2 separate regions of the Homo sapiens genome follow, and region 2 is linked to region 1. The links are chromatin loops, found by intact Hi-C in ENCODE. Cell type or tissue: heart right ventricle. All regions are shown on one strand. Links, peaks and the distances in the headings refer to the core of each region. The heading gives the core; the rest is flanking DNA.

Region 1 (2,899 bases), core at 213-2,712:
CCCGATGAGACACACCTGGCCAGAGACAGGACGATCTGAGCTGCAAAGATGATAATAATTGCAGTGGACTGAGACCTACCAAACACGTTTCGGTTCATGAATCCATAATGATACATATTTCTTTTAAATTCAAAGGCAGTCACCATTTATTAACTTACCAGATTACAAAAATAATGATGTAGACCTGAGTTCATTCTGCTAGAAAGCCTGCTGGTCTGGTCTTCCTGGCTGCCAGCACCCCTACCTTCTACAAAACGAGTGGGCTTTTTCTTCATTTCACCTGGTGGAGAAGAGAACTTCAGCCCACAGGAGGTAGTCTGCTTCTTTGAAGTGTTTTCCAGCAGCGTAGATCTCATGCATCAGACCCTCCACGCAGACGATGCCGTATTGACCAGGAACTCCAGCAGTGGAAGAGCGCTCTCCAAGGTGGCCCGCTTCCTGTTGGTGTTGCCGGAGCCGTGCCTGGAGACCTGCTCCTCTACCGACTTCGTGTTCAGGCCCCCGACACAGTGCGGTGTCTGCTTCCACGTCCTGAAGGCACGTTCACTGAAGCCTTGCTGAGATGGACAGATGTGCCCCTGAAGACACAGTAAAGGTGAACAAGCTGCAAGCCCACACCGGGGACCCCCTGCTGCCAATGGCCAGGCCAGTCTGGGCTCCCAGGTGCGTACGACGAAGTGCCTCTGTCCCAGTGCCACAGTGACTCGGATCCCAGCTCTGGGCTCTGTATTCCTTGCGGTGGTGCAAAGCTTTCTCATAACTCAGCTTCCCCCTTGGCTTTCAAAGCATCTTTTTAAAAACTCCTGTCTCAGGCACCTGATCTTTAGTTCTGTGAAATCCTTCACTGCTCCATAAGGGGCTTCTGGTGCAGCAGGAACCTTCTCTTCCCTTCGATGCCGTCCACAGTTCCTGCTGGAAAGGGGCCTGCGCGCACAGTGGTATCGAGCAAGCCAATCCTCAGGAGGGCTTCGGGGACCTGGTGCATTTTCCTGAAAAGCGGCGGCTGCAGGAGAAGATTTGTGCCTTTATCCTGCTTCCTCTGGACAGTGGCACTGGGGATGAGACTGCGTGGAGGAGAAGAGTTTCCATAAAGGTATCCCGACAAATAAGTGAAAAAGAACTTCCAGACTCAGGACATCACCGTCTTGCAACCTTGATGGATTAGTGGCTTGAGGCACAGAGCAAGCCTGGCCACCATTCCAGGAGTGCACAGCCCTGACCTGTGTCCTCCTGATGGGGGGACAAAACAGAACCTGGGTTCCTGCTGCAGGGATGCAGCCTGAGTGGGAGGAGTCTCCGGGTCCAGCCACCAGCACACAGGAAGCTCAGAGGACAGAGGAACAGGCAGAACTGCACCAAGAGGGCGCCACCAGCAATCCTGATGCATGACACACCCCAGGCCAAACGACCTGGTCCTTCAGCAGACACATTATAAAAAAAAAAAGAGAGAGCAACAGGAGGGACCTACAGACTGAAACAGACTTGAAACATTTTTAAAATCAAGCTGTTATAAAAAGTTAGGCAAAGCTGGCAGGCTGTCGTGGCTCCCTGCCTCCCCACAGGCCCCACTTTCCCACAGGCCCTGCCTCCCCACAGACCCCGCCTTCCCACAGGCCCCACTTTCCCACAGGCCCCACCTTCTCACAGGCCCCGCCTCCCCACAGACCCCACCTTCCCACAGACCCCGCCTTCCCACAGACCCCGCCTTCCCACAGGCCCCGCCTTCTCACAGGCCCCACCTCCCCACAGGCCCCACCTCCCCACAGGTCCCATCCCACTTCCTGTCTACAGGAACTTCCACAGGGTCTCATTGAGGTGCCAGGGCAGAGGGGTGGTGAGGGGCCATAGCTTTGGGGAGGGGAACACAGAGGGAGAGGGAAGGGAAGGGGGAAGCACAGGGTTCACCTGGGAAAGCCCAAACAACCCCCCATGTGACTGCCTCATTCTGAGCTTCTCAGGGAAGCTCCCTCAGCCACCTCCCACCCATCCCCCTCCCCCACCTCAGGGACCCAACCTCCTCCCTCACTCAGCCTCCCCTGTCTGCCTTAGCTCACACCCAGCCCCTTCTCCAAACTGCCTGCGTCTGCTGCCGGAACCCTCTGTTGGCCCCTAATCCTACTGATGGGTGGTCTCACCTGCTGCGAGGCATTAGGCGTCTGTGTGATTGTGTGGTGGGGGGATGGGAGCGTGTGTGCATGTGAGTGTGTGCACATGTGTGCCTATGTGTGTGTGTTGTGCATGTGTGGGTGTGTGCATATATATGTTTGTGCACATGTGTGTGCCTGTGTGCATGCATGTGTACTCATGTATACATACATGAGTACCTGCATTGCTTTGTGTATCTGTGAGAAGCTGTGCATACATGTGCGTTTATGTGTGTGTGGAGGGGTGTGCCTGCATGTCCGTGTGTGGGAATGTGCAGGTAAGTGCATGTGTAAGCATGTGTCTGGGTGTGCACGTGTGTGCCTGTGTGTGCATCGTGCATGTGTGCATTGTGTGTGCCTGTGTGAGAATGTGCATGTGCCTCTGTGTGTGTGTTTGCACGTGTGTGTGTTTGCACATGTGTGGGTGTGTGCACATGTGAGCCTGTGCCAGTGTATGGGGTGTGTATGTGCTTGTGTGTGTTTCCCCAGCTGTAAGTGCTTGGCATTGGACTGAGCCAGAGGCGCACTGACGAGGAGAAGCACATGCCAATGCTGCTGGTGCTCGGTGGCATGACCGCTGTCATTCTGAAGTTTTTGTCTGACAGTGGAGGGATCTCCCCCAGAACACACTGGGGAGCTGGGGAGGATAAACAAGGTCTGAAACTGGGAATGAGCAGCTCATCTTTATTAAGGGTGGGCCTAGATACCCGTTCAGGGGCCATTGGTGGCATAGGTGCCAGGTGGAGTCCCTTCAG
Region 2 (2,899 bases), core at 308-2,807, 150 kb after region 1:
AGGGCACCACTCTGAGCTTGGCTTCCTCAGCAAAGCTGCAGGATGGTTTCAGTGCCCATGCAAGTGGGAAAAAGCCTGGTGTGGTGCTTGACACAGAACAGTATGTGATCAACAGCAGCCACTGCCACTGCCACTGCTAATGCCACTGCCACTGCCGCTGCCGCTGCTTCCACTGCCACTGTCACCACTGCCACTGCTACTGCTACCACTGCCACTGCCACTGCTAATGCCACTGCCACTGCCGCTGCCGCTGCTACTTCCACTGCCACTGTCACCACTGCCACTGCTACTGCTACCACTGCCACTGCCACTGCTAATGCCACTGCCGCTGCCACTGCCACTGCCACTCCCACTGCCACTGCTACTGCCACTGCCACTGCTATGCCACTCCCACTGCCACTGCTACTGCTACTGTCACTGCCACTGCTATGCCACTGCCACTGCTATGCCACTGCCACTGCCACTGCTACTGCTGTGGCCATCACCGTTGCTCCTGGATAGGTGGGCAGTCAGTCAGATGGACATACAGACAGCCCAGGCCTCAGAGACGGAGGGTACCAGTGTCCAGCTCCGCACTCCTGCCCCAAAGAGCCTGCTGGGGGTCGGTGGCTGGGGTGGAGAGCAGCCGGCCTGGCAGACGTCCTTGGAGCACTGGTGCCCAGGCGGCTTCTCTGGTTGAGTGCCCTCGGAGAGGCGGGGAGCCCAGTGATGCCCCGGATGCCTCCTGCTCAGACAGCAGAGGAGCTCAGGGGGCCCGGCCTCCCAGAGGACAGGGTAAGAACAGGCATCACTGTGGGTTTTGGCACTCGGCCGGACAATGTCCAGTCCTGCCAGGGCCACAGCTGGGCCTGTGATTCCCTGGCCTGTGTGTGGGAGGCAGGTGGCATCTCCCCTGGGTGTAGCCACAGAGATGCCGTGAGCCCATTGGAGTCCGTAGTGAGCAGCCGTCCAAGGATGAGTGTCATCACCGTCAGAAGCCGGACCTCTGCCCTGAGCGTGGGGAGGGCTGCGTCCTCCTGCACAAGGCCTTTGTGGCAATGAGACTTGACCTTGTCCAAGCACAGAGGGTCCTGCCGTCAGCACTGCTGGACACCTGGGGTCCCACATGAGGGAGGCGCAGGTCATGAGGGAGGCGCAGGTGAATCGGGGTCTCCCTCGGCTGCTCACTGAGCGCTCCTGTCTACGGAGCTCCTGGCCACACAGGCATTACCTGTGAGGAGCTTCTAAGCAGCCTGATACAGGGGCAGGGGTGCTGTCACCCCCAGGTGAGGAAACAGGCTCAGAGAGGAAAAGCAACTTGCCCAAGGCCGCATAGAGAGCAGAGATGGGTCCGAGAGCCCCACCAGGGCTGCTGACTGGGAAGCCCACACCTTTACCCTCCGCCCAGACTGACTCTCCAGCCAGCACCCTTCAGGAATGCGACCCCTGCCCCGCCCCAGCCAGCTCAGCGGGTGGGGGGGGTGCACCCTCTCTGCTGGGGCTCTGAGAATGCGTGAGGTAGGATTAACAACAGCAAACCTCTGCCCCCTCTGAGTGGCCACTCCAGAGTGCCCTGGGAGAGTGGGTGGAGACCCTAGGAGGGCAGGTGCAGGCTCTGGGGGGCCTTTAGAGGGAGGTGGGAGTCCTGAGGGACAGGCAGGGCCCACAGTGCATGTCCATTCCCTGGATGAGGACATGAGGTGGAAGGTGGTCTGCCAGCCTCAGGCTCCCCATGGAGGGCTCTCCTGGGCCCTGTCCGGGGGATAAGAGGCACCCGTTTACTGGATGGGCTCTGTTCCGTTCTGGTGAGAGCAGCACGTCGCCCCTTGGTTTTAAGGAGCAGTCCCCCGAAGGCAAAGGTGCTGGCACCAGTAGCACCTCACTGCAGGAGGCGGAGCTGCCGGCCTGGGTTAGCTGAAGCCCAGCCCGGCTCTCACTAGCTTTGACCGTGGGCAAGACGCCACCTCTGGGTCGTGTTCTCAGTGGCAAAATGGAGCAGAGGGCAAGGCATGGTGGGGTGAGAGTGGTGTCGAGGGGGACAGACATGCGCCCCTCACACCTGCCCCCCCCACGGCCCAGCTGCAAGCAGCAGGTGGGACAGCGGCTCACTAGCCTGCCCTCCCCTTCCCCCACTCCTTCCAGGGGGCTCAGCACCCACAGAGACCCTCCAGCCTGGACTCCCGAGTGGGAGGGTCTGGGAGTGGGAGGAGTGGCTGAGGGTGACCCTGGACCAGAGCTCAGCTCTCTCACCCCAGCCCTGTGAAGCCCCCCATGAGCCTCAGCCCAGCCCCTCCCCGCCCCGGTAGGCTTGCTCCCCCATCACAGCCCCACTGCAGCCCCCACCCAGGCCTGGAGGAGACCCTCCTTCCGAGTTCCCCCAGCCCCAGCACCCCTAGCTGCCCTTGGCAAGCCCAACAAACCCAGAGAAGGCTGACTCGGGAAGAAAAAGCCAGCCCCACTGACCCCGCTGCTGACCCCTGGCTCAAGGCTGCGGGTGCGGGTCTGGGTGAATTTCTACAATCCTGGTTCATTTCTTCTCCCCAAAAGCACCAAGGCTTGCAACTTCCCTCCACCTCCCATCCCTTCCCCGGAGCTCTCCAGCACTCTAGGAGTGCTGCAGGTGGTTTCGGGCACAGAAAGGATCCTGTGAGTGGGAGGCACAGCAGAGGCTCCGTCCCAGCCTCTGCACCACAGTGACTTCACTGGGAAGGAAGCCCACCTCTCGTGTGGACCCCAGAGACCTCTCCCAGGCCCGCAGGCACCATGGGCTCCCTTGGGCGGCTCCTTTATGGGCGTCGGCCCAGCCCACATGGCAGATGCTGGGGGCCAGGGAAGAGTGGCCTGTTGGGCGGGTCTGGGGGGAGTTTCAGGAGCTGCAGCTCCGCCCCCTCCTGGCCCTCCTCAGCTGCTTGAGCCCAGG

What was found. A loop is a pair of places that touch in the nucleus more often than their neighbours do. Peaks named below come from ENCODE experiments on the same cell type or tissue, not always from the same donor. Only the 100,000 strongest peaks of a DNase experiment are listed, where the experiment ranks them.
Region 2: a loop joins it to region 1, with 2.7 times the contacts of the local background. A loop is called at or near these places in 1 of 110 quality-filtered maps.

What each region holds. Positions count from the first base shown.
Region 1 is chr20:62,570,674-62,573,572 of GRCh38, reverse strand. MIR1-1HG (MIR1-1 host gene) reads right to left here. Exons shown (of 4, transcript NR_171007.1): 4 at 2,809-2,899. It also overlaps the pseudogene RPL7P3. Among named protein-coding and RNA genes, the nearest start is that of MIR133A2, 7.2 kb to the right of the region's middle. RefSeq lists an enhancer at 1,336-1,465 and a silencer at 1,656-1,745. In heart right ventricle, for the core only: a CTCF peak has its summit at 1,347; a DNase peak (open chromatin) is centred at 2,492; H3K27ac peaks cover 490 bases.
Region 2 is chr20:62,423,446-62,426,344 of GRCh38, reverse strand. All of the region lies in intron 1 of RBBP8NL (RBBP8 N-terminal like), which reads left to right. Among named protein-coding and RNA genes, the nearest start is that of RBBP8NL, 2.6 kb to the left of the region's middle. RefSeq lists an enhancer at 2,545-2,899. In heart right ventricle, for the core only: no CTCF peak of the experiment used is centred there; no DNase peak of the experiment used is centred there; H3K27me3 peaks cover 2,346 bases.